Regions from separate parts of the Homo sapiens genome. Here all the other regions are linked to region 1. The links are chromatin loops, found by intact Hi-C in ENCODE. Cell type or tissue: PC-9. All regions are shown on one strand. Region 1 holds the start of LOC105375539 (a long non-coding RNA gene). Region 2 has its middle 8.8 kb from the start of MIR11400. Region 3 has its middle 19 kb from the start of OR9A2. Region 4 has its middle 61 kb from the start of MIR11400. Region 5 has its middle 7.2 kb from the start of TAS2R40. Region 6 overlaps LOC107986855 (a long non-coding RNA gene).

Region 1 (5,000 bases):
ACCGGGATAGAGGAAGTTTTTGTGATTTCATAGCTTGGGTCTTCTTTATTCAGGGCAGGGAATTTTATTTTGGGGTCAAGATTGTTGAAAATGGCATAGTGAAGAAGGTAGAGTCACAGGAGTTTGCTTTATATACTTGAGGAAGAAGAAACTGAGATTTGGGAAAAGTCAAGAAAAGAGAACCTGATCAAAGATGACTGAAAATAGTAATAGAGCAGAAAATGATGAAAAGTCGTGTTCTGTGCACCACGAACGTTCTTCTCCCCACTCCAAAAGTTTTCGACACCTAGAAAATATAAAGAAAGGACTGATAGCAACTGGCATCACGTTGAGGCCAGTCTCAGTTGGGAAAAACACCAAACAGCCGCTTGTCTCCTGTAAGAACCCTGAAGTTGGTCCTGATGTCTTCTTTCTGGACTCTGGCCCTGATCTTAACTCCTCAGGGAAGTCAGGTACTTCCCAAAATACAGAGAATGTCAGATTGCCCTTGGTTTTGAAGGAGAAAATGCTCTGCGCTTCTCCCCAAGATAAATTCTGCTTTCCTAGGAATGCTTTCTAACACTCGTCATCCAGATCTGATTACCTTCTGTGACCAAACGGTTTCCGAAGATTTTGTAAAACTCAGCAGCCTTTCACATCCTCTGCGTTTGCACTCACTGTTTCCATGGCCCAGAAGGACATTTATTTTCCCACGACAGGGCCAGACACTGCTCATCTGCCAAGGACGGGCTCCCTCCCACCTGTCTTCCTCTTCACTTCTCATCCCAGCATTCTCTGGCACTCTATGATATCACTCTCTTCACTCCACAGGCCAAACCAAGAATATAATTGGAACTGCCTGATGTTTATAACATGAATCAATTCAAGTCCACTTACATAGACCCCTGGAATACATGAATTACTATCTCCTCTTTACAAGAGACTTCTACTACATGAAACATACTGGAGAGTCTTTAGGGATAGGCTCAGTTTTCTACACAAATTCTGCAATATCCTAAACAATTCTGTCTTCACAGTCATAATTGATGACTTGTTCTCTAAAGTACCCGAACTGTGTTTAAAGTCAGAATTTGCAAATGTTCTTCTGAGAAAAAAGAAAATCATTACATCTTAGTGACATTTATCCAGTCTCACAATCTTGCTGAAAAATATTTGTCATCATAACCACACTTTCCATGACCACATCTTTAGATATTTGGTGAGACTGGAAACATCAACAATGGTCCTTCTCAGAAATCAACTTAAAACACTGAAAGAAAAAGTAGCTGTGCTCAGTAATTGAACCTCATCAGCCTTGCCAATTAAAACACGTTGTGTGCATGTGCTTGTGAGTGTGAGTATGTTTTCTTGTGGAGATGCAAATAGTTTCTGTGGGTGGCATTTACTAAGCATCACTGGATCACTGGTGGAGTTCATAGGCACTTTCCTAACCCCAGGGAGTGATGGGAAATGTCACAGCCACTGAATCGGCCTAAGTTATAGCTGATAGGGTTGTTTATTTTAAAATTTTACAAATTCAGAAATAAATTTGTAAACTCAAAAAATGGGGCCGGGTGCAGTGGCTCATGCCTGTAATCCCAGCACTTTAGGAGGCTGAGGGAGGTGGATCACGAGGTCAGGAGTTTGAGACCAGCCTGGCCAACATGGTGAAACCCCATCTCTGCCAAAAATACAAAAATTTAGCTAGGCGTGGTGGTGCACCCCTGTAATCCCAGCTACTCGGGAGGCTGTGGCAGGAGAATCACTTGAACCTGGGAGGTGGAGGTTGCACTGAGCCGAGATCGCACCACTGCACTCCAGCCTGCGTGATAGAGCGAAGCTCCGTCTCAAAAAAAAAAAAAAGAAAATCAGGAAATCCTCTCTTATAAAACACATGATGTAAAATTTACTGATATTAATTTAAATACAAAATAGGAAAAGATTGGGCCTGATTAAGCAAAGGGAGCCAGGGAACAATGCAGTGTTTCTGGGCTAGGTGGGCTTGACATCCTCACACTGTTTAATTAAGGGTCTGTGTAATTTTGGCTGCTCTCTAAGTGCAACAACGGTTTATTTTGTAATAAAAAGATTGGTTCATGTGTCCTTTTGCCTCACTTGGCCCAGGGTGAATTTGAAGATCAACCCTAAATTGGCCTTTTGGGGAAAGCATAGAGGGTGTGAGGATGAGGGTTGCAAGGGTGGGAGTGGGGCATCTTTGTTCCTGATTTGGACAATCTTGAACTCATCAGGTCAGGTGTGAATCCATGAGACTGTGGAATGTTGGCCACTTGGTGACGCTGTGGCTCCACAATGCTGCAGGGAACCCTGGAGAGGGGTGGGAAGGTGGCCAAGAGAGGAGCTGAAGCCTATGCTTGGCTGCCTGCTGGCTTCAGGGGAGTGGTTTGATTCAGAGTGGATCCAGAGTTAAACACAAACTCCCCACTACCAGAGAAGAGTAGAGGTGCTGGAGGCCTCAGTTTGCACCAAAGAGTAGAGTGTCCCTGTGTCTGCTTGGGCAGTGGATGGTGAAGGAGCTTCAGCCACAAGGGCTGGGAATCAGTGTCAGGGCAGGGACAGGGCAGGTAGAGGAAAGTAAGGTGTGATGTGGGCATGTGGGGCCTGCTCTCCACCCACCAAACCTTTAGTTTCAGGGCTGTGCGGGACAGATGCATGGAGCAGCTGAGCCTGGGACCTGCCAAAGGGTGCAAGGGGCAGTGGTGGCCTGCAGGGAGAGAAACTCGCAAAGGCCAGTTCCCGCAGGAAGCTCCAGAAACATTCCTGCCCCCACTCAGGAAGTGACCGTGAGAGACATGCTGTCAGCCAGAAGGGTTCAGGCCCTGGAGAGCTGATAGGCTTTTCCCAGGCACTTTCTGCTGCTTCTACATGTGATCTGCTTTAATATTCACATAAATTATGCAGGATAAGTATTATTTTACCTGTTTATGTATCTGAAGGAAATCAGCTGTCCGGGGTCTCATACTTAATAACTGGCTGAAGACTGGGTGCAGTGGCTCACACCTGTGACCCTAGCACTTTGGGAGGCCGAGGTGGGCAAATCTCCTGAGCTCAGGAGTTCGAGACCAGCCTGGGAAAATCGGTGAAACCCTATCTCTACTAAAAATATAAAAATTTGGCCAGGTGTGGTGGTGCACACCTGTAATCCCAGCTACTCAGGTGGCCGATGCAGGAGAATCGCTTGAACCCTGGAGGCAGAGGTTGCAGTGAGCCGAGATCATGCCATTGCACTCCATCCTGAGCAACAGAGTGAGACTCTGTCTCAAAATAAAACAAAATAAAATAAAATAAAATAAAATAAAATAAAATAAAATAAAAGTCTCAAGCCTGTTGTGCCAACACCTCTCCTTAACCCCTTCTTTGTAGCTCTATCCTTTCACCTGCTTTCCCCTTTACAGGTCCCCATCAACAGGTTGTGAAGTTCATGCCTCATACGTAATCAGTATAGTCTCTTCCCTGAGAAGTCCAAGGAACATGTGACTTCCAGGCCAAGCATATACATTCATCCTTCATTGAGACAAAAAAAAAAAGTGTAATTTTCTGGCCAGCCATGATGCTTCACAGCTGTAATCCCAGCACTTTGGGAGGCTGAGGCAGGTGAATTGTTTGAGCCCAGGAGTTCGAGACCAGCCTGCCAACATGGAGAAACCACGTCTCTACTAAAAATAAAATAAATCAGCCAGGCATACTGGTGGGTGCCTGTAATCCCAGCTACTCAGGAGGCTGAGGAATGGGAATTGTTTGAACTCAGGAGGTGGAGGTTGCAGTGAGCTGAGATTGTGCCATTGCAATCCAGGCTGGACAACAGAGCTAGACGCCCGAAAGAAGGAAAGAAAGAAAGAGAGAGAGAGAGGAAGGAAGGAAGGAAGGAAGGAAGGAAGGAAGGAAGGAAGGAAGGAAAGAAAAAGAAAAAGAAAAAAAAAGGGGTGGTAATTTTCTGAACTGTAGACTTCCTGTAACGGATGCAACATATCTTGAGAAAAAGGAACACTAGTAATTGTTATTCACTAGTTAATTTATTTTATTCTTTTATTCAATAAACTTTTTTGGGGGACCTACTGTGTATAAGATACCCTATGTCGTCAAATAGAAAATGAAAAAGAAAAGTATCTGCAGATGATGGCAGATTTTAAAAAATAAAAAAAGAAAATAAATAAAGAAAGAAAGAATATTTTAAAATAAAAAATATTTTTTGGCTATTTATAACACTAAGGTCTGCATTTATTTTCATTTTTCAATTGTTTTATGTTTATTTTCAATTGTTTTATGTTTAGTGTACTTAGTTTTTGAATTTATATATTTCCTTTCTTCTTCTCATTCTCTCTTTGGTTTCTCCTTCTCTCTTCTTTGCCAGCTTGTATTTCTTTTTTATTTAAACTTTTGGTAAGGACATTTAACATGAGACCTATCCTCTGAACAGATTTTTAAGTGTACAAAACAGTATCATAGTCTACAGGCACAAGGTTGTACAGAAGATCTCTAAAACTTCCTCATCCTGCTTAACTGAAATTTTATACCTGTTGACAGCAACTCCGCATTTTCCCCAACTCCCAGCTCTTGGAAAGAAACATTCTCATCTTTGCTTCCATGAGTTTGACATGGTTGCCTCATATAAACAGAAACATGCAGTGTTTGCGTTTCTGTGCTTGACTTGTTCACTTAGAACAATGTCCTCCAGGTTCATCTATGACACATATGGAAGGATTGTTTTTCTTTTCTAACCCTTAATAATATTCCATGTTTCAGATCTGCAGGATTAAATGGATATAACATTTGGCTATTTCTATGAAACTCTCTGTCATGTGAGTGGCAGAGTCATTTGCAGAGCTGCAAGCACTGAGTTTATTCAGGCACATTCACAGATAAATTCTGCTCCATGGAGAACATTCAGAAAAAAATAATAATGCCAACTTTTATTTGTCAATTCACTATATGCCAAATAAAAATCTTTCATTTGAAAAAGTTCAATTAATTAGAAATTCAGCTATCAGAAAAAAACCTTAAGA
Region 2 (5,000 bases), 140 kb after region 1:
TTGTGGATATATGGATTCTTTTTTTTTTATTTTCTTTTAGGTATAGACTTAAGAGTGGAAATACTGACTCACAGTGTAGATGTGTGTGCTATGCTTGCGTGTCCCCACAAAATCTCATGTTGAAATTTGTCAATGTAATGGTATTGGGAGGTGGGACAGTTATCACTAGGTCATCAGGGATCTGCCCTCAGAAACAGATCAACGCCCTATTGTGGGAGTGAATAAGTTGTCTTGGGAATGGTCTTCTGATAAAAAGTATGAATTCAGCCACTTTCTCTGTCTTGGGTGCTTGCTTCCCCTTCTTTCTGCCTTGGATAATAGCAGGAGGCCCTCAGCAGTTATGGCCCTTTGATCTTGGACTTCCCGGTCTCCAGATCTATAAGCCAAATAAATCCCTTGTCTTTATAAATTACCCAGTCTGTGGTATTTCTCTACAGCAGTAGGAAAGAAATTGAAAGAAAACATGGTGCTGAGAGTGGCGCTGTTGCTACAACAAGGACCTGAAAATGTAGAAACAGCTTTGGTTAATGGCAAATGGGTAATGGATAGAGGTTGGAAGAATTCGGAGAAGCAGACAAGCAAAAGCCTAGATTGCTGAAATAGATCATTAAGGGTAATTCTGGTGAAGGCTCAGGGGGAAATGAGGAACAAGATATCGGAAATCAAAGTAAATGCTATCCTTGTTGTAGGTAGCAAAAACCTTGGAAAAATTGTGTCCTGTTCTAGGACTTTCTGGAATAAAAATATTATGAGCTATTAGCTAGGATATCTACTGAAGGAAATATCTAAGCAGCTAAGCATTCAGGCTATTGTGGACTACTTTCAGGCACCAGGAAATTTAACCCAGCAAGAAAGGAGCCAAGGGAATAGATTTTGCAAACCAGCACAGATGGTGACACTACCTACCTCTGCTGTCCTGTCTCCAATAAGACAAACTCGCTCTGGAGTTAGAGAAAAGAGGAGCCAGTTAACATAATACACTGGGGTCAGCTTCTGAAGGCAGGGTGGATCTGAAGGGAATAACATAAACTGTCCAGAGCACTACGTATAGGATGACCTTGAGGGTGCTGAGTCCCAAGCTGGCTAGGTCTGTGCTATGAGCTGAGAAGGCCCTAGAATTATTTCTGGGGAATCTGAACTCTTGATAATTTACAGACAACACAGGTCTGCTTTGATTCTGATCAGATGGACTAAATCTTGGGGACTCTGCACCGCTGGCCACTCAGGAAATGGGTTGGGAATGTTGCCTGAGACAGGAAAATATGATAAGAAACATGGTGTGAATCTAGCATCAGAAAGATGATGTGAGGACAGCAAGGAAGAACTGCAACTTGAGGTTTAATCACAGGCTCCTCATCCTCCCCTGATGGGCAGGTGTGTGAGCTCCAGGATGGAGTACCACAGCACTAGGTGGGAGAAGGGTGATAGGGTGGTGGGGCTGCCTGTGAGCTGGGGCAGTGTAGGTAGAGGAGCAACTGTATCACCACAGAAGCTTCTGCCTTCACACATTCCTCCAGCTCTGCAGGACAGGTTGAGTCCAGGGTCCGTAGTGCGCTAGACTTAAGGAAGGCTGCATGGGGAGGACACAGGACAGTGACATCACAGGATACCCCTCCCATCAGGAAAATCAAGGCTCAGAACTCACTGGGTTCTTCCCCAGGAGGACCAAGCCCTGAATCAGGTGCAGTGCTGCCTGCCCCACTGTGCCATGGGCCCTGGGCTCCTCTGCTGGGTGCTGCTTTGTCTCCTGGGAGCAGGTGAGTCCTGGGCACAGGACAGCAGCCCCATTCTCAGCTTTTCCACCCGTGTCCTCCACTTTACCATGGAGAAGACCTCCAGGCTGTCTCCTGAGCTCATCCTCCATCTGCTTTTCCCACAGGCCCAGTGGACGCTGGAGTCACCCAAAGTCCCACACACCTGATCAAAACGAGAGGACAGCAAGTGACTCTGAGATGCTCTCCTATCTCTGGGCACAAGAGTGTGTCCTGGTACCAACAGGTCCTGGGTCAGGGGCCCCAGTTTATCTTTCAGTATTATGAGAAAGAAGAGAGAGGAAGAGGAAACTTCCCTGATCGATTCTCAGCTCGCCAGTTCCCTAACTATAGCTCTGAGCTGAATGTGAACGCCTTGTTGCTGGGGGACTCGGCCCTGTATCTCTGTGCCAGCAGCTTGGCACAGCCCGGCAGAATCACTGACATTCTGTATATAAACTTCCTGCCGTAACTTTGACTTGAGAGCTGCAGGCCCCACCCAGGTTTCACTCCTTCAAGGGAAGCTTTTAGTTGCTTGGAAGGCATGTCTTGTGTCCTACTGAGGGCAGACCTTTCCCAACCAATAGAGCCCAGGTTTCCTGTGCCCTGAGTGTGCCTGCTTCTGTGCTGCATCTTCTTGCAGCTTGTCCCTTCCTGGGTAACTTCAGTATAAGAGTGACTGCTGAGCGCTTGGTGTGTGCTAGATTTTTGTATATGTTACATATCTTAAAGCTTTTCCACAACCTTGCAAATCAAACATTCTCATCCTTCCTTTACAGATGGGAGGCTCAGGGACATTGAGTCATTTTCCCCGGTGTCTCCTGGCTTGTAAGGATCAGAAGTGGGAAACAAACTAGTCCATCCATTTTCCACCTACCCCCCTGTTTCATCACCACCTTCTGTATCCTGTTCAGTAAACCAGAGCCCTCACACTGCCCTCTAGTGACCAGCAGGGCCGCAGCAGAGGCTCAGATGTCTTCAGGGGGTTATTACTATGGCCTCCTAATTAGCAATTTTGAGGAATGTTAAATTTCACACTTTTTAAAAAATCATTTATATGCATTCCCTTTATCTTTCCCATGTCTGTAGCTTACATTTTCATTTTTATGGTGTTTTTTGATGTACAAGAGTTTAATTTAATGCCACAAAAATGAAAAACAATTTTGTTTGTGTGTAGACAAAAACTTCTTTCTCATATAAATGTCTAAACATATTTTTCTTAATTTATTCTAGTAAAATTTAAGTTTGGCTTTTCTCCATTAAGAAGAAATGTACCTGAAATATATCTCACGTCAGAAATAACATAGAGACCTAGGAATGGGAGGGAAGCACATATGTTCAGTGAAGAAGCAACAGCCTGTCAAAAAGATCCCAAAATGGACACCCTGCGCTGACGGTGGAGAGGTAGCTGGAGGGTAAATGATCACGAACTTTATCAAGCTGTTGTTGTTAGAAGAGGGACAGCCAGGAGCAGAGACCACATGGGTGAAGGTTTATGACTTGACTCTAGGTTGAAGGTTGCAGCAGGTAGAGGGCGGAATTGCAGGCAGAGGGCAGAGTCACTGGCTGGCAGGGGCAGTGGCATCACCAGTGACTCTACTGACATCCAGGAATTATGTCCCCAACACACAAAGTGAAAAAACTCCCAACAATCTGCACATTTTTCCCTGGCCCTGCTCTGGCCACCAGACTCCTCAGTGGTGTGGCCTTTTGCCTCCTGGGGGCAGGTGAGATCTTTAAAGACTTTTCCTTGGCTCACCACATCCTAGCCTAAGCCTTTACATCAGGTCTGCATTATTGGGGTCCCTCCTTGGTCACTCAACTTCCTTCTATCATAGACTTCACAGATGCTGGAACAACCTGATCCCAAGATACCAGAGAACAAAGGCAGGACGCGAAGTGACATGGAGATGCCTGAGACTGCCATCCATGAATACAGGTGCAGATGTTAATAGGAGCCGAAGCTGGTGCACAGCTGATCTGTCCCAGCCCACACTACAGAGAAATCCCTGAATGTCTTTGACTTCCTCTCAAAGCCAAATATGTGGCCTTGGTGTCAGACAGTCTCTCCCAGACCTCTGTGCCCTCTTGCACCAGGCTTTACCCCACAGCCACCTTCCTCTGCACACAAAGTTCAGTGGAAGATATAGGTGGCCTTGTCTTTACGAGATCGTGATCTGGGCAGTGGAAAACATTGTCCCATAGGAGTCTCCCCAACACTGCCCAGGCTGGGGCCTTCAGAGCTCGGAGCAGCTCTGTGCATATGAAACTCTGCCTTGTGTTGAGCTTCTCTGCCAGGCCAGTCTCAGCTGGACAAAGGAACGCACATCACCATGATGTGAGTAGATGCAGCCTCTCTTCCAGGCCCCTCCTGCAGCTCTGGCCTCAGAAGTCCTCTTTCTCAATTGCTCTCAGGAAGGAAAGTTCATTTGAAATTGTATATTTGCAGACAGCATTGACAACACAGGTCTACGTATGTCCAATCCCATCTTCCATTTGTAACAAATACAAACACTGTGGTGTGCTTCTTTTCACCCCTCTTTTCTGTGTTCATGCACACCTTTCTACCCAAGTACACCTACAGAAATTGGGTTCACCTGTACACTTTACTGGCCACATGCATACTCTTTTCTGTTAATATACCCTGGTCTTATTGTTCCAGATTGGTCGATATAGATCTAACTTGCTCCTATTAGCTGCTTCATATTGCATAATGAGGGTAGACAGGTACATTCATGCTCTATTGTCTGAGTCCTAAATTCTGCCAAATCTTTTCTAAAGTGACTGAATGACCTCTTTATGCTTCCAAGTTCTCCTCACCCCAGCACCCAGTTGATGAATGCAGCTTTTCCATCACTCATAATCCTAGCAGGTGTGAGAGCTTTATCAGTTTCTCCTGCATGAGGAGACAGGGAGAGATAAAAGGATAGATGTTTATCGAACCTACCAGAGCCTACACAGTATCTCAGTTCATCCTCATAAAGCATGGAGAGGAATGTGCGTCTTGTTTTATAGACGAGTCTAGATGTGGCTAGAGTCCAGGAAGGTTAATGAATGGCATTGCCCATGGTCTCAGAGCTAATAAATGGTGGAGCCAGATGGAGGACAGTTGGCTTGCCTCTGTGTAGAACTGATAGAGGGGTCACTGGAGTTTGAGGGAGGTGAAGTCTAGAACCATCTGGCGTTGTCTTCGGATCAGACGCCAGGGGGCAGTAGAGTCTGTGTACCCTACAGCACTGAAGGTAAAAG
Region 3 (5,000 bases), 670 kb after region 1:
TATAGATTGAAAAGCACAGTTTAACACCTGATAATGGGTCTTCATGAACACTATGAAGGCATTTTTAAGCAAAGCAAGGAAAATTACAGGATCTGCCCTAAATGTGACAGGGGAAGGACAGGGAGATCTGATGGAGCCTGTTGGAGGCAAAGAGAGAGGGAAAAATAAGGTTTTGTCCTATTTCTATCCCATTGAATTTAGCACATTTAATAAATCGACTACACACACCTTAAAACGTCCTTACATAATACAGGATGAATGAAAAGGTTCTGCCAATGAAGTGAATTGAAGTATTGTCAGGGCCCTTTAAGGGAACCCTATATCTTATTCCTAGTTCATGTCACTCCTCTTTAGGGACAAGGATCTTCCAGTGCCTGGGGCTTCTCTAATTTTGTGGACGTCAAATTGTGTAACCCTTATAACCCTTACAGATTCCTGTATTCCCTAAGGCCACTCTTAAGGAGCTCATACAGGGAACAGACAGATTTCTTCTTCTCTTGATCTCAAAAAGCATTGCTCGTGATCGTTTTTGATACTTCAAGACTGCCATATTCTTTCGGATCTGGCCAATGCTGTGTACGTTCAGGAGCATGAAAAGCATATTGTTGCATTTCAACATCACATATAATTTTAAAACTAGTTAGTTACAATAAATTAATGGTTGCTTGGCAACCAAAGAGCTGAGGTTTTGAAAGGAAGTACTCTATTACTGTTCAAATTAGAACAGCAAGACTTGTTGAAATATTCTGAGTTCTGTTGAATTCCTTATGATGGAACCAAACCCAGGGAAAAACAAGGGAACACTCACATTTTACAGCTCAGTTAATTTTAGGAGAGTAGAGAGGAAGTAAATTGCATCTCATCTCCTAGCTTGGGTTGGAACTGCCCAATTTAAGAACAAGTACTAATTAGCTGAAAGTAAAGCTCAGCTGTGACTTGGCTAAAAATGGGACCTCTTGCAAAAATGTACTTAAAACTGCGTGTGATAGATCTGATTCACTTTGCATGTGAAAACTGGACTCATACTGACAAAACAACGTGTGGGGGAAAGAGTTTGGGAGCATTTTTAAGACTTCAAGATGTTTGTTAGAGAAATGACCATCTAGTTTGCCCATAATGTAACCAGAAATAAAATCCAAACTGACATTTTGGCCCAGAGTCTTGATGAGTATCTCTAGCCAACATTCACTTGGTTGGCTAATGGTCAATCTAATAACCAAGAAATAGAACTGGATATCAGAACAACAGTTTTGATAAAATAAAGGAAAGGAAGACAGGCTGGATAATTCGGAGCTTTCTAACAGGGTTTTGGAAATGTGCATAAAGTTTTGGAGAAAATTTAACCAATCGTTTTGAAGCCTTCCATTAGTAGCAACTCAAAACTATTCAAAAGACTGAATGGTGAATTAACTCATTTTATTTTGAAACTCCTCTGTGCTTAGCTTTTGACTGAATTTAAATTTCTGTTGGAGCAAGCTAAGTTGTTTTAATTTTGATGTTCAAGTCAATTAACCTCTTATTGTGACTTTTTGCCTTAGTTATACAAATAAAATTTTATATAATGTTGGAGACTCAATCATTTTGATGCTGACATTTCTTAATCCTACACATGGTCACATACCCTGGAAAGATATACAAGGCTCTGAAAACACAGCTGCCACGGGGAAGTGAGATTGGATGGCTGGGAAAGAGATTGCTTTTCATGTTATTTGTTTTCACGTGGTCCTATACTTGTGTACTTTTTGAACTTTATGCCATATGAATTTATTAATAATTTGACAAATCAATTTAAAACCAACTTTAAAATCAAATTTCAAATGCATGTGGTTCAAAGAAAAGCACCATGATAGAATTGAAAGAACAGGATCTGGAATTAGGGACCTGAATTTGAATCTCCTCTTGGCGTTTGTGTAGTTAGGAGAACTCGGGCAAGTTACCTGACATCTCTGAATCCCTGTTTTCCTTATCCTTAACGTGGGACAGAGTATTTAATTTACATGGTTTGGTGAGGACAAGGCAGGTAATATCTCTCTGACAGACCTACTTCATGGCATGTGCTCCATGGACTGGTTATATTATTGGTAGCATTCAATATATTCAGTAAAAACAGTATAATGTGTGCCTTCTGTAATCCCCAAGGAGACAGTAAATGTGTTGGTAACATCCCAGTTAAATGCGTACCTGAGAACAGGATTTTCCCAGACATAGCAACATGGGTTTACAGTTTTAACCATTTCACCAACCTCTGCCCCAGGCTCTTCTGGAGGGAATCAACACAGCATTGAATCCCTTTCAATTAACCTTTCTTCTTAAGATCATAGTTCTATCAAACTTTTAAAAATTAGTTAAATTGGCCAGGAGCGGTGGCTCACGCCAGTAATCCCAGCACTTTGGGAGGCCGAGGCGGGTGGATGACCTGAGGTCAGGAGTTCGAGACCAGCCTGGCCAACATGGCGAAACCCCATCTCTACTAAAATAAAAAAAATTAACAGGGCCTATTGGCAGTTGCCTGTAATCCCAGCTACTCAGAAGTCGGAGGCAGGAGAATAGCTTAAACCCGGGAGGCGGAGGTTGCAGTGAGCCAAGATCGCGCCACTGCACTCCAGCCTGAGCAACGAGAGCGAAACTTCGTCTCAAAAAAAAAAAATAGTTAAATTGTGTTTCCCTATTCATGGAAATCATTCTGCTATTATTCTCAGTGAGTGTCTTGGTTCGTGGGTCTCCCTCAAACCATTTTTTAAAATTTGATTTGCTTCAGAATGTCTCTTATTTTTGTTTCAAGTTTTCAAAAAATTGTCCCCGATATTTTCGATCTTTTGTGTTTTTTACTCTCCCCCTCACTCTGGCAATAAGCACAGGCTCTGCCCCCTTTCTCCCTTCATCCTCCGGGGAACAGGCTTTGCAGTCGGAGGCCTGAGCGCCCCGGTACCTCCGCTGCACTACGTAGAGCTGCCACCAGGTGGAGCTGAATCCACACCTCTGAGACCGCACACGCCTCTGACACTTGGCATCGTGGCCTCTCTGGGTCCTGATTCTTTGGAAGGTAGGCGGTAACAACAAACTGTTAATAAAAATTAATTAACTTGGAAAATGAGAAAAATACAATGATAGCAGAAACTATCTCAAGCAAAAATCATTTCATATAATCTCGTCGCTGTAATTAGCAGCATCCACGGAAGACGGTGGCTTCCTCTCATATAGATCCAGTTTAATACCCCAGGCTCAGCCCATTAGTCTCTCCTTCACCTCATTCGTTCTGCAGTGTGTTCCTCTGAGCGCCTCATAGTCACACATCTGCAGGCAGTGCACAATGCCTTTTGCACACGGTCGAGGTCCTTGAACTGAGTACTTTGTGCATGCTATTGGCCTGGAGATTACACAGGCTGCAGAACATGGCTGGCTTGGGAAAGGCAGCACACGGTGGCTACCAAACTCCTTCAGCGGCAGAATTCCCCTAACAAATTGTGAGAATCCCCCACTTGACGCTAAAAGTTATTAAATGGATCCTTTTTATCCCTTCGTTGAGAAAATTCATGCAATACAAAAATTGCAAAATCAGCAATACTCTTCAATGGGTGGGCATTTTCTTTGTAAGAGCATCAGCTGCATACGCTTGAATGTAGCCAGTATTATTTAGTCAGCGCATTGGCAGTGGTTTGTGAGCACCTCACAATAGTGGCTGGGAAACCTCAGGGTAGCTCTTTGGCATCAGCTAGAACCAAGTTGAAATACAATTTCTGTCACTTTCAAGATGTTTCTTAACCTCTGTGGCCCTCACGCTCTTCACCTGTAAAGTGGAGATAATAACCTTTTCTTAGCAAGGCTATTGTATTATAAATAATGTGTGTGATGGATGAAACTGGAGGTCATTATCTTAAGTGAAACAACCAAGACACAGAAAGACAAATACTGCATGTTCTCATTTATAATTGGGAGTTAAATGATGTGCTCACAGAGTGTGGAATAATAGACAATGAAAACTCAGAAGAGTGGGGAGGAAAAGAAGGATGGATGATGGGAAATTACTTAATAGGTACAATAAACATTACTTGAGAGATGGATACCCTAAAAGCCCTAACTACTATGCAATCTATGCATTTAACAAAATTATCTCCTAAATTTAATACAATTTTTTAAAAAAAGCAATAATGTATGCAATGTCTTCATCATGACGGCTGGAAGTATGTTGTCAGTAATGGTAGTCATTATTGCTAAAAGCTAAGTTTCACTCCTAAGCAGCTTTGCTGTTTCTGTGGTATTTAGAGTCTCTCCCATCCTTGCCTACTGGACCCCAGCTTTTCTGCCCTAGTGTCAGCCAGCTGAGCTAGTGTCCCCCGGAATTTGCATGCATGAACTCTCCCTAGCTCCACCAGCCCCTGCCTCTGTTCCTTGTTCCCCAGCCCTGACTTTGTGAATCTTCCTTTCACGGCCTCAAGTCGTCTCCAGTTCTGCTCTAAGCTGAATCATCCTTTCTAATGTATAGTCCTTTCTTCCTTACTCAGTCCCCAAGTCTCCTTCCATCTGTCTCTGTCCCTCCACACATTGAATGGTCTTCAGTTACCTTGATATCTACTCACATGTCTCTCCATCTTCCCCATCTCTCCAATTTCCCACTCAAATTTATATCAACACATCATACATTTATTTTAGCTCAAGGGAAAAAAATATAAATATAATCCATATAAATAAGACACTGGCCCATTTACATCATTAGACAAGTCATTCTTTCTAATTATTTTTTTCATCTGAAACTTCTTCTAACACCTTAATTTTGCACGCTGACTTTAGAAGTGTTTACTTGTATATTTCAACTCGTAACGCCGCATGGTCTACGCATACAGCTTATACTCTCGCTCCCCCCATCACACACAACATTCTAGAAGCATTACTCACCATAATACCACCTTTCTTTCTAGAAAGGCCCAAAAATCACTGCTGCAACATTTTTGATCTGGGCCTCTTCTCTCTTAACATGGCCTGGGTCTCGAGCTTTCTGCAAA
Region 4 (5,000 bases), 200 kb after region 1:
AATAACTCATAAAGCAAAAAATAAATCAAAAGATAAAAGATAATTTACAATTATTTTAATAGTATATTTTGGTCATTTTTTTTTTCTTTTTGACCAAATACTGGTGAGAATGAAGATAAGTAAGACCTTTCTTTTTTATTTTTTTTTTAAGACGGAGTCTCAATCTGTCACTGAGGCTGGGGTGCAGTGGCATGGTGTTGGCTCACTGCAACCTCCGTCTCCTGGGTTCAAGCAATTCTCCTGCCTCAGCCTCCCAAATAGCTAGGATTACAGGTGCCCACCACCATGCTCAGCTAGTTTTTATATTTTTAGCAGTGACGGGGTTTCATCATGTTGGGCAGCCTGGTCTCGAACTCCTGACCTCAGGTGATCCACCTGCCTCGGCCTCCCAAAGTGCTGGGGTTACAGGCATAAGCCACCACGCCTGGCCCAAATCTTTCTTTTTTGGGGGGAGAGTAAATTGTAAAACCGTTTTTGATGAGTAATTTAGCAGCATACATCAAAAGAGTTAATACTGCTAACACTCCTTGACCCAGAGTGTTTTTTATTTAATGAATTTATTTCAAGGAAATTGCTATATATGCATAAAATGTTTGAGAATGTTCAACAGAAAAGAAATTATTTTAAACTGAACAAATATAAAAATATATCAAAGTTGGTATGATGCTGCCAAAGCAGGACTGAGGGGAAACTGAAGAACAGGGGATAATTTTCTATTCATTCTGAGGCCAGAACTACTCTGATACCAAAACGAGACTAAGAGATTCCAAGAAAGCTGCTGACTAATATCTCTCAGGAACACAGATTCAATGATCCTTTTACCATTACAGCCTAGAGAATCTGACAATATGTAAGAGGGATAGTACAACATGGTCAAGTAGGGTTTATCTCAGTAATGCATTGTTGGTCTGACATTCAAAAAACAGACTATGTCATTTACCTTATCTGTATGAAAAATATGAAAAGTATATGATCATATCTATAGATAACTTAAGCATTTGATAAAATTCCATATCCTTTCTTGAAGAAAACTGTTATCAAACTCAAGAGTAACAAGAAATTTTCTTCACCTAAAAAAGGACATTTATGACATCCTATGGTTAAATAGAATATTTTTGCAAGCAAACTGATAAGTCAAAGATGCATATGTAATTCCCAGATCAAATACTAAAAACAGCAAAAAGAGGATAAAATAGCCTTTTCAGCAAATGGTTCTAGAAAAATGGGATAATATGGAAAAATAATGAATCTCTAGCCTTATCTCACTCCATAACCAGATGTGGGCAAACTATGGCCTCCGGGCCAAATTTGGCCTTTGTCTGTTTTCATACAGCCCAGAAACTAACAAAAATTTTACACTTTTAAATGATTGAAAAAAAGTAAAAAGTATTTTGTTACATATAAAAATCTAAGATATTCAAATTTCAGTAAACATAAATGAAGTTCTATTGGATCATGGCCACAGTCATTCGTGTATATATTGTCAATGGTTGCTTTTGCACTACAATGACAGAATTGAGTAGTCGAGACAAATACTGCATGATGCACAAAACTAAAAAATTTATTATTTCACCCTTTACAGGAAAACTGCTGACCCTTCCCATAAACAAAATTTAGTAAGAGACACAAAAAAATCCCAGATAATCGAAAAACTAGAAACTGAAAGCTTCTGGAAGAAAACATAGCAAGCTCTCTTCATGATCATGGGGTAGGCAAAGATTTCTTAAGGACAAAAGAATGTTCTAACCATAAAAAAAGCAAATTGTTCTTTATGCAAATCCCAAAAAGTTCTTCAAAATACATTACGAAAAAATAAATGTATATCTGAGAAAGGGCTGGATTCATATTATAAAGAATTCCTACACATCAATCATAAAGAAGGCAATTCACTAAAAACAAAAAGTTGACTAGAGAATTAAAAAAAAAAGATATATAAGTAGGCAGTTTCTTTTCATGAGACTAATGTGTTTATTTCTCCAGCTTAGATGATTGTTTCACTGATAGCATGTCACTGTCAGCTGCCTCCAGGAATTATCTTTGGTTAAAGGGAATGCTTTGCCCAGGTCTCACCCCATTCCTATGGCAGCTGGCATTTAATGACTGGCTGATATCTCCCTTCCTACACCATTATTTGATGAAATTTAAAATTTAAATTAAAATGAAAAATTTTTCTTTCTTGTTTAAAAAGACATTTGCTTTATGTCTCCCTCACCAACCTGTGCAAAATTTGAGTTTGAGGCAGGTAAACCTGAAATCAGCAAGAGCTGTGCTGTGTCCTGAGAGATCCTGAGGGTCTAATTTAGGAAGCACCCAGTCTCCCTAGTCAGGGTCCTTAGAGCTTCCTCATAGTGACTACACACTGGCCACTTGGGGGCACTGTGGATCCACTGAGTGGGTCACTGATAGCGCTGTCTGAGAGAGAGAGGGTTAAGGGAGACAGTCTTGATTTCGTCTCTGTATCAGGGATATTACCAGATGAACCAGAGGTACTGCTGGCACAGGAAGAGTTAATCATAGTCTTATCAGATCAACTGATATGCAACATGTATTTGTCATGACAGGAAGCCATGAACTGAAGCCTTGTGTGGCCTCTCTAGCAACCTAGGTTTGATGGGGAGTGTGATGAGGGTTTCAGCAGGGCAGCCTGGATAACCCAAGCCAGGTGGAGATAAAGGAGCATCTGCCTCAGATGAAAATCTCAGAAGCTGTGCGGATGGCTGTCTGCCCGGAAGCCTGCCCCCTCTCGCTCAGCACAGCTAGCTTCCCCTGCTCTGCAGGAAGCTGGACAGGATGGGGGAAAGCCTGAGTTAGCTGAGCTAGTCCTGGAGTACAGGGTGCCTATGGGAGCCTACAGGACGATGACATCAGAACAGTGACATCACAGTAAAAACCTCCAAAAACGGTGAGGAGGAGCAAAAGCCCTGCTTTCTCACCCCAGGAGACCAGCAACCTGAGCAGGGAGATGCTTAGTCCTGACCTGCCTGACTCTGCCTGGAACACCAGGCTCCTCTGCCGTGTCATGCTTTGTCTCCTGGGAGCAGGTGAGTCCTGAGTACAGGTGGGACATCCCTGTATCCACAGTGTTCAATTGTTGCTGAAGTGTCAAACTCTCCCGAGCTGAGTCTTCAGCTTCTGTCTCCTTCCTCCACAGGTTCAGTGGCTGCTGGAGTCATCCAGTCCCCAAGACATCTGATCAAAGAAAAGAGGGAAACAGCCACTCTGAAATGCTATCCTATCCCTAGACACGACACTGTCTACTGGTACCAGCAGGGTCCAGGTCAGGACCCCCAGTTCCTCATTTCGTTTTATGAAAAGATGCAGAGCGATAAAGGAAGCATCCCTGATCGATTCTCAGCTCAACAGTTCAGTGACTATCATTCTGAACTGAACATGAGCTCCTTGGAGCTGGGGGACTCAGCCCTGTACTTCTGTGCCAGCAGCTTAGGCACAGCCCTGGAGAATTACTGGCTTTCTGTACCCAAACCCTCCTATCTCACTTGAGGATGTAATAGGGAGAAGGAGGTGGGGGCTGCCACACAACTTTAGCCAAGCCCCAGAGATGCTTCTATTCTTTTCTAACATTTTCCCCTGCCCTGCTGAGCTCAGTGAGAGCTCCTGCACTTGTGGGCTCCAGACCCACTGGAAGTTCTCACATCTTAGCCAGTACTTTTTAATTCCTAGCAAGTGGCGGGAGCTTCTACTCTGTGCCAACATAGGGGTATATGTTTTAGTGTGTTTCCTGTTGCCATACAGAATACCTGAGACTGGGTATTTTATAAAGAAATGAAATTTGTTTCTTACAGCTCTGGAGGCTGGGAAGTCCAAGGTCAAGGACCCACATCTAGTGAGGACCTTCTTGCTGGTGAGGACTCTGCAGAGTCCCCAGGTGGCATAGGGCATTACATATGAGGGGGCTCATGAAAGATGGTCAAACTGGCTTTTATAACAGACCCAACCTCATAACTAACTAATTCCTTCTATAACCCATTAATCCATGAATGGATTAACCTTTATGAGGGCAGAGTCCTTAAGATCCAGTCACCTTCCAAAGGTCCTACCTCTCAACGCTGCTGCATTGGGAACCAAGTTTTCAATATATAAATTATTTAGGAACACAGTCAAATCATAGCAGTACACATTGCGGGTTTTTTTTTTTTTTCTTTTTTGAGACAGGGTCTCACTCTGTCACCCAGGCTGAAGTGCAGTGGTGCTGTGATCATGGCTCATTGCAACCTTGAGCGCGTGGGTTCAAGCAATCCTCCTGCCTCAGCGGCCTGAGTAGCTATGACTACAGGGACACATCACTACAAGGTGTGTCCCCAGTTCCTCAGTTCCTACAAGGTGATGTGTCCCCTTGCCTGGCTAATTTTTTTTAATTTTTATTTTTGTAGAGATGAGGCCTTGTCATGTTGTCCAGATTAGTCTCAAACTCCTCAAATGATCCTCCTGAGTTTATGTGTTTTAATGCAAAGATAGACATTAGCATATCCACTTTATACATGTAGAAGATTTCAGTGTACCATTTTATAGATAGGAAGCTGTGGCTCATGAACTTCTCCAGTATTTCATATTTCCAAGGATCAAAGGCAGGATCCAAACCTACGACTCCATGCCTCCAAAATAAAATTTCTAAAATTCTATAGTGTTTCCTGGGCCTTGGTCAATGAGCTACAGCAGAGCACTATTCTTCCATCTCAAGACTAGCCAAGCAGTAGAAGAAGGTCACATATTATGGAATGTGGTTACTATGGCTTATGGCCTGCCAACCTCCAGGACATATAACTTCCAGCCAGAGAATATTTGTCCTGTTTTAGTTCCATATAGAATGGGGCCACAATATGTCCTAATATAGACATATAGTGACAAGGGGCATTTCTAATACATCACAGGGTTCAGTCAAGGAAACAGAATCCTCTAGGAATTCCAAGGAGAATAGGAGTTAATACAGGGAATTGGTGGTTATAAACCACTGGAAGGCTGAAAAGTGGGAGGGTCTCAGA
Region 5 (5,000 bases), 880 kb after region 1:
CTCTTGAGTAGCTGGGACTACAGGCATGTGCCACTGCACCCGGCTATTTTTCTTTTTTTTTCATTTCTAGTAGAGATGGGGTTTTGTTATGTTGGCTGGTCTCGCACTCTTGGGCTCAAGCAATCTTCCCGCCTCAGCCTCCCACAATACTAGGAATTACAGGCGTCAGCCACCATGCCTGGCCCTTTGCCCATTCTGCGGGGGAGGGGAACATTATGGTAGAAGTTTATTCAGAGGCAGAAGAAGGGAACAGTCACTTTTTTAAATTATAAATTCAGAGGGGTCCATATGCAGGTTTGGTACATAGGTATATTGCATAATGTTAGGGTTTAGGCTTCTAGTGAACTCATCACCCAAATAGTGAACACACAATAGATAGTTTTTCAACCCTTGCCTCCCTTCCCCCTCCCTGCTTTTGGAGTCTCAGTGTCCATTGCTTCCATTATTTTTCAAATAGAAGAGCATAACAAAGTTATTTTATCACAGCTCATGTGACACAGCCGTCTTCAGAATGAAGACTCAGAGATCCAGGGGAAACTGCCCATGTTTATAAACATTAACATGGTTCAGCAAAGTATGGAAACATGATTGGACAAAAAGAGTAAGATCAAATGCTCATAGACTGAAAGGAAGAACCCAGCCAGGCCTGTCAGTTCAGATTCTTCTTGGCATCTCTTAGCAGCATTCCCTTTGCCCATTTTTTTAATTGAGTTTTCTTTTACTGTTTGCTTGTAAGAGTTCTTTATATATTCTGAATACTAGGCCCTTATCAGATATATGATTTTGCAAATATTTTCTCCCAGAATGTGGGTTGTCTTTCAGTTTCTTGATAGGGCCCTTTGAAGCACAAAACTTTTGAATTTTTATGAAGCCCAATTTATTATATTTACTTTTCTTTCATTGCTTGTACTTTAGGTCTCATATCTGAGAAACCATGGCCTAATCCAAGGTCACAAAGATTTACACTTATGTTCTCTTATATTTACATCTTTGATCCATTTTGAGTTACTTTTTGTATATGGTGTAAGATGGAGGTCTAACTTCATTCTTTTGCATGTGGATATTCAGTTGTTTCACTACCATTTTTTAAGAGTTTTCCTTCCTCCAGATAGTTTTGGCACCCTTGTGAAAATCAATACCTTATTGTCTTTATGACACTTATCACCATCTGAAATTATATTATTTATTTGTTTATTGTCTACCCTTCCCAAACTCCCTTACTCCCTGTATTAGTCTGTTTTCATGTTGCTGATAAAGACATACCCAAGACTGGGAAGAAAAAGAGGTTTAATGGACTTAAAGTTCCACATGGCTGGGGAGGCCTCACAATCATGGAGGAAGGCAAGGCGGAGCAAGTCACGTCTTACATGGATGGTGGCAGGCAAAGAGAGAGCGCTCATGCAGGGGAACTCCTCTTTATAAAATGATCAGATCTTGTGAGACTTATTCACTAACAGGAGAACAGCACAGGGAAGACCTCCCCCCATGATTCGATTATCTCCCACCAGGTCCCTTCCACAACTCATGGGAATTCAAGATGAGATTTGGGTGAGGACACAGCCAAACCATATATCTCCCCTTCCTCCTACCCCCTGCAAACACACATACAAATTCAAATGTACATCTTCTTAAGACAGGAACCTGTCTTATCTACTATTTATCCCCAGGGACATCGTGGGCACTTAATAAATATTTGTTGAATGAATAAAAAGGGCTCCAGTTTTGTTGAAAATTAATGGCCACTGTATGTGTCTATACCCAAGCGCAGGTAATTACTTCATTTAGGGCAAAAAGATTGTTGAACATTGCCTAAATGAGATTTTATAGCCATTTCCTGGGTTGGATGAGAAGAACCTAATTAGGCAAGAAATTACCTCATTGGCAGAAAAAAAAATCCAGCAGAGAATTTTAATGAAAATCCAAATGCAAGTGTGAAGGGACTTTCTGAGACCCTCTGCTTGATAGTCCAATAATACCTCAGTAGGTGTATGGCTTTGGTCAATTCCCCTCACTTCTGAAGGACTTCGTTTACTCACCCCTATATGGGGAGCTCCTGTGCTAAGCCATCTTGCAGGTCACTGGCAGCAGTAGCATTATATCATTCTAATGTTTTGGATTGTTTTTGTTTTTGTTTTTGAGACAGGGTTTCCCTCTGTTGCCCAGGCTGGAGTGCAGTGGCGTGATCACAGCTCACTGTAGCCTCAACCTCCCACCTCAAGCAATCCTCCCACCTCAGTCTCACAAGTAGCTGGGACTATAGATATTCACCATCATATCTGGCTAATGTTTTTTTTTAACAGATGAGGTCTCACTATGATGCCCAGCTGGTCTCAAACTCCTGGCCTCAAGGAATCCTCCTGTCTTGGCCTCCTCTCCTGCCTTGAAATTACTCTGGGGTTCCAAGAGTAAGCCACTTCGCCCAGCATGTTTTGGATTCTTTAGAAATAGCATCTGTAATCAATTAAAGTTAGTCTACTTAAGGACTATAGTTTTCATTTGCAATTTATCTTGCAAAAATATACTGACCAATCTGTTAATTAAAAGTATATGTGGTTGGGGAGAGTGGCACATGCCTATAATCTCAGCTCCTCAGGAAACTGAGGCCAGAGGATCACTTGAGGCCAAGAGTTCGATGCTGTAGTGATGCACCGTGAATGCATCTGTGAATAGCCACTGCACTCCAGCTTGGGCCACATAGCAAGACCCTTTCACTAAAATATATTTTTTTTTAAAGAGGCTTGATTAAGAGACAATATAAATTTTCTCTTGAAAACTGTCTGAAATAACTGATCATAAGTACAAAGAATCAGAGACCTCCTTAGAAGAGAGGAGGTAAAACTCTCAGTCAATTGTCTCAAATAGGTTTTGAAAGGTTTCCCCAGAAGTTTCCTATTTAGAAAGAGCATGCCTGCCCACTAGTGGGCGAATTAAGGAATTGCTCCCTTTTCCGAGAGGCATTCATAAGGCTCCATCTTGTGGTGAAAACTGTTAATAAGCTTTACTGCTAACACATAATCCATTCCTAAGTAAGACCTAGGCCTGGAAGAGCTCATTCAAAACTCCAGGGTCTGCAGAAGCCAGAGACGTCAAGGTGTACGGGCGAACATGGCAGCCGTATGACAAAACAAACCAACTGTCAGGAAAATAATCACTGTGTTTATTTTTCTAAACTAAGACTGCAACCATACCAGATAATGTGTATGTGTATGAATATATATGTGATATTGAAGATTGTATCTTAAATTCAGAATTGAAAAAAAGATAAAATATAAATATTTCATTTCTAGTATTTTATTTTACAATTTGCTCACTTTTTCTTCAGTACCAATATGTCCTTGTTAAACCTGTGTTAAGTTGTATAATGAAAACAGAATTCAGCCTTGACTGGGACCCATTAACTAGAAGTGATAATTAGTCCTAATTAGTTTAATACTGGGAGAGAGCTGTTCAAAAACGTAGATATTTTAAAATATGAGTCTTTGCACAACTGTGAAGATATTTGTAGAAGCCTGGCATTCCAGTGTCACTGTACAAAATGTCCAATCCTATATCACACCATGAGTCATTTTTCACACTATAAGTAGGAATTGACAAGGTGCATTGAACAATGGGAGGTTATCTTCACAAAGTCTGAAATCAATAAGCCATTTTGAGGAATCAGTTTTCAGTGTATCACAATTTTTATCACAGGTTTCAGGCCATCAGTTGTATTTCTAGAAACTAATTCCAACCACAGAAAAGAGGACTTAGTAACGATGCCAGATATGCCTTCCTAAAACATTTTTTTTTCTTTTTTTAACACCCTTGGCAGCAGACTCTATTCTACATTTTATAACTGCTTTGTGGATGCCTTTGCGGGGAAATATTCAAAGTGTTTGTCTACCCCAAAGGTCAATTATATGATAACAATCTTCGCTGCTTAACATAAGCAAAGCTTTTTTCCCTCCAATGATGTGAATAAGTTCATTTCTCTTAACTGTTCAACAATGCTGCTTTGCTTTCAGCCATGACTAAGCCACCCACCCTCTGTGTCATGAGCAGACTGCCATGCTACGTGTCCAATTCATCACACAGTGCATCCAACACTCTGTGCCTGAAGCCCTACAAGGAGATCCAGCTCACAGTATGAACGCTGTGTTCGGGACATCTTCAATTTTTAGCTTCTCGCAGAAAGCAATTCCTGCTAAATAATGCAAGCAAGTAGATGTAAAGCCTGTGTCTTTATATAACTTGCCACCTAGAGTTTAAGTTTTATTGCAAGTCTGATATAAACACTGCTCATCCCAGGAATATCATCCTATAGGCACACAAGTCTTCTGCATTAAATTGTTTGAAAGTTTCCTCTATACACACAAAAAAATTATTTTCTTAATCATTTCCTAAGGTTGTGTCTGTCATGAGCACACTGTCCAAAATATTTTTCAGTCATATAAAAATTCTTAACCCCCATGGTGGTTAATAGAGCTCATTACTACATCTAAATATTACTAAATATGTATCTTCACCAACTGCAATAGCAAATGCCACCATTTAAAAATTTTTTCACATGATTTTTCTTTTCATTTCTTAGTCACATTTCCATTGCATTGAGCAACAGTATTTCTAGTTACATTTACATTTGCACGTGCTTGTATCTTTTCAGGACACACAATTTCCGCTACATTCAGTAGATTCTCTTTTACAACTTGCTATCTGTGAAGAATTTGATGTCCCAGGCAGATTTTTTATTTATGACTTCTTATTTCTTAAACAACCAAGACAAACCTTGTTGACATTACAATTCTCTCTTCAGCTCCTTAGGTTTTGATCACATGTCTCTTCCATGGCCCTCTTCTTTCTTCTTCCAGTGGTTTGTTTCATAATGGCACCTACACTGTTTTCTTAAATTACATCTTTTGCCAAATATGCACACAGGAGGGTTCTATGAGGAACACAGGAGGAACATATGACCCCCTCAGTCTATCTTCCTTTTCCTACTTTTAATAAAGATATGACTACAA
Region 6 (5,000 bases), 120 kb after region 1:
ACTTCAAGTCAAATGTAGCAGCTCCACAACCAACCAGCATAGCTATTTGCTTTGTGATCTTGGCAGCTTCAAAGGACTCAGAAATCCTTTCTCTGCACAAACATCCCTTTGTCCATTCCAAGACCCAGGATCACACACTCTGATCCTATCATGAAAACAATGAGGTGTGCTATACTTGCTGCGGCCTCATTTTTTGTGTGTTGAGTAGGAAGCACTGAAGAACTTTGAAAGCTTTGCTCTTGAGTCTAGGGATGTGCTGGAGCCAGCTTGTATGAGTCAGAAGAACCAAATAGGCATATTACTCTTCCCAGCTCCCAAGCAGTGAAGCCATGTTGGCCACTTGAAATCTACCATGGTGGGTATGCTGGTACAACCGAAATTAGGAAATGCTACCAGACATGCCCCCACCTTCACAGACACCCAGTTTATCAGCACATCCCTGGGGTATTTTCTGATGTCCCTGTTATGCCATTTCTTGTGGGGCCAAAAGGGCTCAGAATTCACCTCCCCTCTACTTTTGTTCTTAGAAGCCATCACCTAAGGGGGCCTCGATTGTTCCTATTTCTATTCAACCTCCAGATTCTCTTGCTCTGTAATTCTGTGTCTCCTGCAAGCATGCCAGTCTGGAACATGACAACTATTTTGAATGTAACTAAAGGTATCACTGAACCAGTTCATTATTTACAAATTATCTTTCCTCGCATAGAATATTCAGATGCTGGAGTCATTGGCAACAGAGATGGCCAAGTAGCAACTATTCTTCTGTGGCAACGAGAGACCCTGTAAAAAGGACAATTTTGCTTTGGAGACTAAGCACCTCCACACCAGTCAGGAATGACTCTGCTTTTACTTTAGGCTGAGAGGTCAGAAGGGTCAGAATACTGAGGGTCAGAGGCCCTCAGTATTCTCCTTTCCAAGACGGAGTATGGCCACTCTCCATCTCAGTCCCTGGAAGGTGTCCGGAGCTCCCTGAGAATCCCTGCTCTGGGGCAGAATCACCAAGGCTCATCCTCGCCAGCTCCCCACAGGCTCCAGCAGGGCTTTCCTGCCAGGTGCAGGGCACAGGAATGGTTCTATCTGTCTCTTGGTTAGAGGGAGGCTATGCAATGATGTTTGTATAAGAGGGACTGGGATTCTGGGTCTCCATTAAAGTATTTGATAATATTTTCTTTGTTTTTTGTTTTATTTTGCCATCTCACCACTTAGGAGAGCAATCCCTTGGTAGTTATATTGTTTTTGCACTTGGTAAGGTTTTTGTGGTTAAGTCACATTAAGAAATTGTGCCTTTTTTTCCTGTTCAGCTGTAACCCAAGGCAGTGAAAGAAACAGCAATAATTTTGAAAGCAGTTACTTATGCATCCTATGATAAAGGTGTTAAGTTCCATTGCCCACATCTAACTTTCAGTCTAGTGGAAATGAAAAGGCACAGTTAGGGGGCATGTGAGCCTGCCATGAGAGAGGTCAATGCCAATTGAGAAGTCTGTGCCAATCCCCAGTACTGTGGGATTGAAGGGGAGGGAGAGATGACCTCTCCTTCAGACCATACTCAACAAGGAGGGAGAGGGAGTTCATCCATGGGAACCTGCGGAGCAGCAAATCCCAGGGGCATCTAACTCAGGGTGCAGGAGCAAATCATTGGAAATGAAAATGGTCCACTTCAGCTGTCACAGGAGACAGGAGAAAGAAAAGTCATACATTCCACAGTCCCCTGGCTGATTTTCTTCCTTATGATAGTATTTTGCACCAGCGTGTCCTCATCTCCCGCTGCTCCTCTGCCTCTTTCATAATCATCTCTTCCCTCTTTGCTGCTCAGATCAGTGGATGTGCATTGTACAAGCTGATCATTTCCTGTAGCAGCACCTTTGCTGGTCTTACTTATGTTCATCCTTATTTTGTGCATTAGGTATTGCTCCCTCCACCATTGCTTATTTCCTTGTAAGAGGTCTCCTTTATATATTTCAATTTTACTTTTTATTAATAGACATTTTTAACTTCATCTTTTGCTTATCTATGCTTTTGGGGTAACACTGTCATTTTTGGAGGGCATTTTTGTTTATCCTTAGTCATTCAGATTAAATAATCTCTTTATACCTCAACGTCTGTGTTTTCTTACTATTTAAAACCAAATATTGTTTCCTTTCATTCCTCTCCTTCTGTTCCTCTTTCTTTAGATGGTAGTTTTAAGGGAGAAAAAGTTAGACTATAACTGGAGCTATGTGATAAGAGTTATTCAGAATGAGGGTGGGATATTAAGATTGGTAACTCAAAGCAATAGTCAGGGTTAGAAGTAGTGTTGGGATGAGGGTTTAGGGAAGCTGCTCATAAAACCTGCGGGATGGCACTTCTGGAATATTCTGGCAGCTCGCTCTGTAGACATTTCTCAGCAGTCCTTGGGCCATTGCAGAAGAAACAATGATGAAACTTCACTTATTGGCCACAAGATGGCACTGTGGTCCACTGGGAACTAAAGTACTCTGGGCAGTCTGGGAGAGCAGCCTAGGAGGGAAAGGGTTAAGAAAAATTCGGGCTTGGATCCCATATTATGCAGATGTTGCAGCAGTTTTCAGTTATTGCTAGGCTACCTACAGCTATGCAAGAGGCGGGAAGTCCCTCTAATCTTTAATGACATCTACAGTTGAAGAATGTTGGCTGGGCAGCTTTGGTGTCAGAGCAGGTGCAGACAGAGGAGCAACTGCCTCAGAGGAAAAGGCGAAAGAAAGGGGCCGGCTGTGCCCTGAGTCCAGTCCATCTCTGCTGCACTTCATCTTCCCTGCATGTCTCTCCAGGCAACAGCTTTAACCTCCTTGAGTGATCAGGGATTCTACAAGTTTATAAGTCGTACTGATAACATCACCTTGGCTTAGATTCCATTGGATACCAAGCACGTGTTCTCTGGAGGGCCAAAAATATTGACAACAATTTCTAAAACACCTAAGTAAACAAACTACAGAAGGAAAATATTAGTAGATGCACCAAACAGTGCCGTTAGACCTGAAGATAATCAACGAGTAGAATTATCAAAAGGAGACTATAAATAAGTCTCTACTAAGTATTTGTGGGCATCGAGCAGTGTTTGAGTCCTCTCAGGGTAGATTAAGGAAGGAATTCAGCTATTATCTTGACTTTGGCTTGGATGAAAATCCATGACCTCCTCAATTGATTTTCTTGTAAAATATTACAGAATAATATTGAGCAAACATTTTATTTTTCTCCAGCCTGTATCCCTCCTTAGCACTAACAGGTAAAGCGAATACCTAGAGGCAAGGTTTCTTTAGTTGGGATCCATTAACTGCAGGACTGGGAGGTCCATAGCTAGGCTTCACAGGGAGTGCAAACCCCACGTGCAGGGAACCCCGTGTGTCTGTGCTGTGCCCAACTCCCCTCTGTGAGGCTGCCAAAGGGGGACTGCCGGGTCTCCCAGGACCCCACTCACAAAGAGGGAGAAAGCTGCTTGCTGGGCAAAAAAATCAATTCACCAATTGGCCAATCTGTTGAAAGCCAGAAAGAAAAGAAACGTTCAATTGTGAGACTGATGAATGCCCAATTTCCCAAGTTATAAAATGTATAGCAGCTCATGGTTCTCAGAATGATTTCAACAGTATATGAAGATATTTTTAGAAAGTTTTTGTTTTTCTAAAGCATTCCTTGATATTGATCCTCACTTGTTTTTCAGCCCACTCATCCGTTGAGCTTAATTTGATGCCAAATTTCAATGTTGCCTATTTCAGTCACTGACCACTTCTCACATTCTCCATATCTTACACAGATACGTGTGTTCCTGTCTTTTCTTCTTTTTGTGTGATGCATTTTTAAATTGGGCTGTACAGAATACAAGCATACATTTGTAAATGACTGCCATCTTTTATGCAGTTTAGCTGTTTAATTTTTAGTAACACTTTTTATTAAGGTATAATTGAGAGTAAAACACAAGTATTAATACAAAAACATCCTGGTACATTTTGACAATTGCATACACCAGTGCAACAGTAACTGAAATGATTATAAAAAAAATTTCCATCACTCAAGAAAGTGTCCTCATGCTCCTTTCCAATCAATTTCTATCCCAGAGATAAAAACTTTTCTGTTTTTATCACCATTGACTAGCTTTGTCTATTCTTCAGCTTCATATAAATGGAATCATATTTTATTAGTTATTTTTCTCCAAAATTAGTATTTCTGAAGTGTATTCATATTGTTGTATCAGTAGGTCATTCTTTCTTATGACTAATATTCCATTGCATAAATATACCACAAATTTTTTGTGCATTCTCTTGTTGATGGATATCCATGTTATTCCTGTCTTCAACTATTATGAATAAAGTTGTTGTGAACATTCTTGTGGAAATCTTTCTTTTGGACATATGCATTCTTTTTTCTTCTTTTAAAACCTACACTTAAGAGTGGAAATACTGACTCATAGTGTAGATGTGTGTGCTATGCTTGCGTGTCCCCACAAAAGCTCATGTTGAAATTTGTCAGTGGAATGGTATTGGGAGGTGGGACAGCTATGACTAGGTCATAAGGGATCTGCCCTCAGAAAGAAATCAATGCCCTTATTGGGCGAGTGACTTAGTTTTCCTGGGAATGGTCTTCCAATAAAAAGGATGAATTCAGCTGTTTTCTCTGTCTTAAGTGCTTGCTTCCCCTTCCTTCTGCCTTGGATAACAGCAGGAGGACCTCACCAGCTGTGGCCCTTTGATCCTGGACTTCCCAGTCTCCACATCTATAAGCCAAATAAACCTCTTGTCTTTATACATTGCCCAGTCCGTGGTATTTCTCTATAGCAGTAGGAAAGAAATTGAAAGAAAATATGGCACCATGAGGCTGTTGTTATAATACCTGAAAATGTAGAAGCAGCTTTGGTTAATGGGAAGTGGCTAATGGATAGAGGTTGAAAGAATTGGGAGGAGCAGACTAGCAAAAGCCTAGACTCCTGAAAACAGAGCATTAAGGGCAATTCTGGTGCAGTGTCAGGGGGAAATGAGGGACAAGCTATCGGA

The links. Hi-C counts contacts between places; a loop is a spot of excess contacts. Peaks named below come from ENCODE experiments on the same cell type or tissue, not always from the same donor. Only the 100,000 strongest peaks of a DNase experiment are listed, where the experiment ranks them.
Region 2: a loop joins it to region 1, with 2.3 times the contacts of the local background. A loop is called at or near these places in 3 of 110 quality-filtered maps.
Region 3: it touches region 1 in a loop (7-fold over the local background); 4 of 110 quality-filtered maps call a loop at or near these places.
Region 4: it touches region 1 in a loop (6-fold over the local background); 2 of 110 quality-filtered maps call a loop at or near these places.
Region 5: it touches region 1 in a loop (15-fold over the local background); 6 of 110 quality-filtered maps call a loop at or near these places.
Region 6: a loop joins it to region 1, with 9 times the contacts of the local background. A loop is called at or near these places in 2 of 110 quality-filtered maps.

Annotation. Positions count from the first base shown.
Region 1 is chr7:142,336,535-142,341,534 of GRCh38, forward strand. It overlaps LOC105375539 (a long non-coding RNA gene), which reads right to left and starts at 185. Exons shown (of 2, transcript XR_928061.3): 1 at 1-185. It also overlaps TRB. In PC-9, a CTCF peak has its summit at 2,255 (motif pointing right); a DNase peak (open chromatin) is centred at 2,317.
Region 2 is chr7:142,480,847-142,485,846 of GRCh38, forward strand. It overlaps TRB and TRBV5-5. Among named protein-coding and RNA genes, the nearest start is that of MIR11400, 8.8 kb to the left of the region's middle. In PC-9, CTCF peaks have their summits at 2,735 (motif pointing left) and 2,938; a DNase peak (open chromatin) is centred at 2,685.
Region 3 is chr7:143,005,146-143,010,145 of GRCh38, forward strand. No RefSeq gene overlaps it. Among named protein-coding and RNA genes, the nearest start is that of OR9A2, 19 kb to the right of the region's middle. In PC-9, CTCF peaks have their summits at 2,947 (motif pointing right) and 3,153; a DNase peak (open chromatin) is centred at 2,986.
Region 4 is chr7:142,532,847-142,537,846 of GRCh38, forward strand. It overlaps TRB and TRBV13. Among named protein-coding and RNA genes, the nearest start is that of MIR11400, 61 kb to the left of the region's middle. In PC-9, CTCF peaks have their summits at 2,369 (motif pointing right) and 2,574; a DNase peak (open chromatin) is centred at 2,415.
Region 5 is chr7:143,212,317-143,217,316 of GRCh38, forward strand. No RefSeq gene overlaps it. Among named protein-coding and RNA genes, the nearest start is that of TAS2R40, 7.2 kb to the right of the region's middle. In PC-9, CTCF peaks have their summits at 2,942 (motif pointing left) and 3,148; a DNase peak (open chromatin) is centred at 2,935.
Region 6 is chr7:142,457,215-142,462,214 of GRCh38, forward strand. It overlaps LOC107986855 (a long non-coding RNA gene), which reads right to left. Exons shown (of 2, transcript XR_001745394.2): 2 at 3,879-4,778. It also overlaps TRB. Among named protein-coding and RNA genes, the nearest start is that of MIR11400, 15 kb to the right of the region's middle. In PC-9, a CTCF peak has its summit at 2,453 (motif pointing right); a DNase peak (open chromatin) is centred at 2,587; H3K27ac peaks cover 505 bases.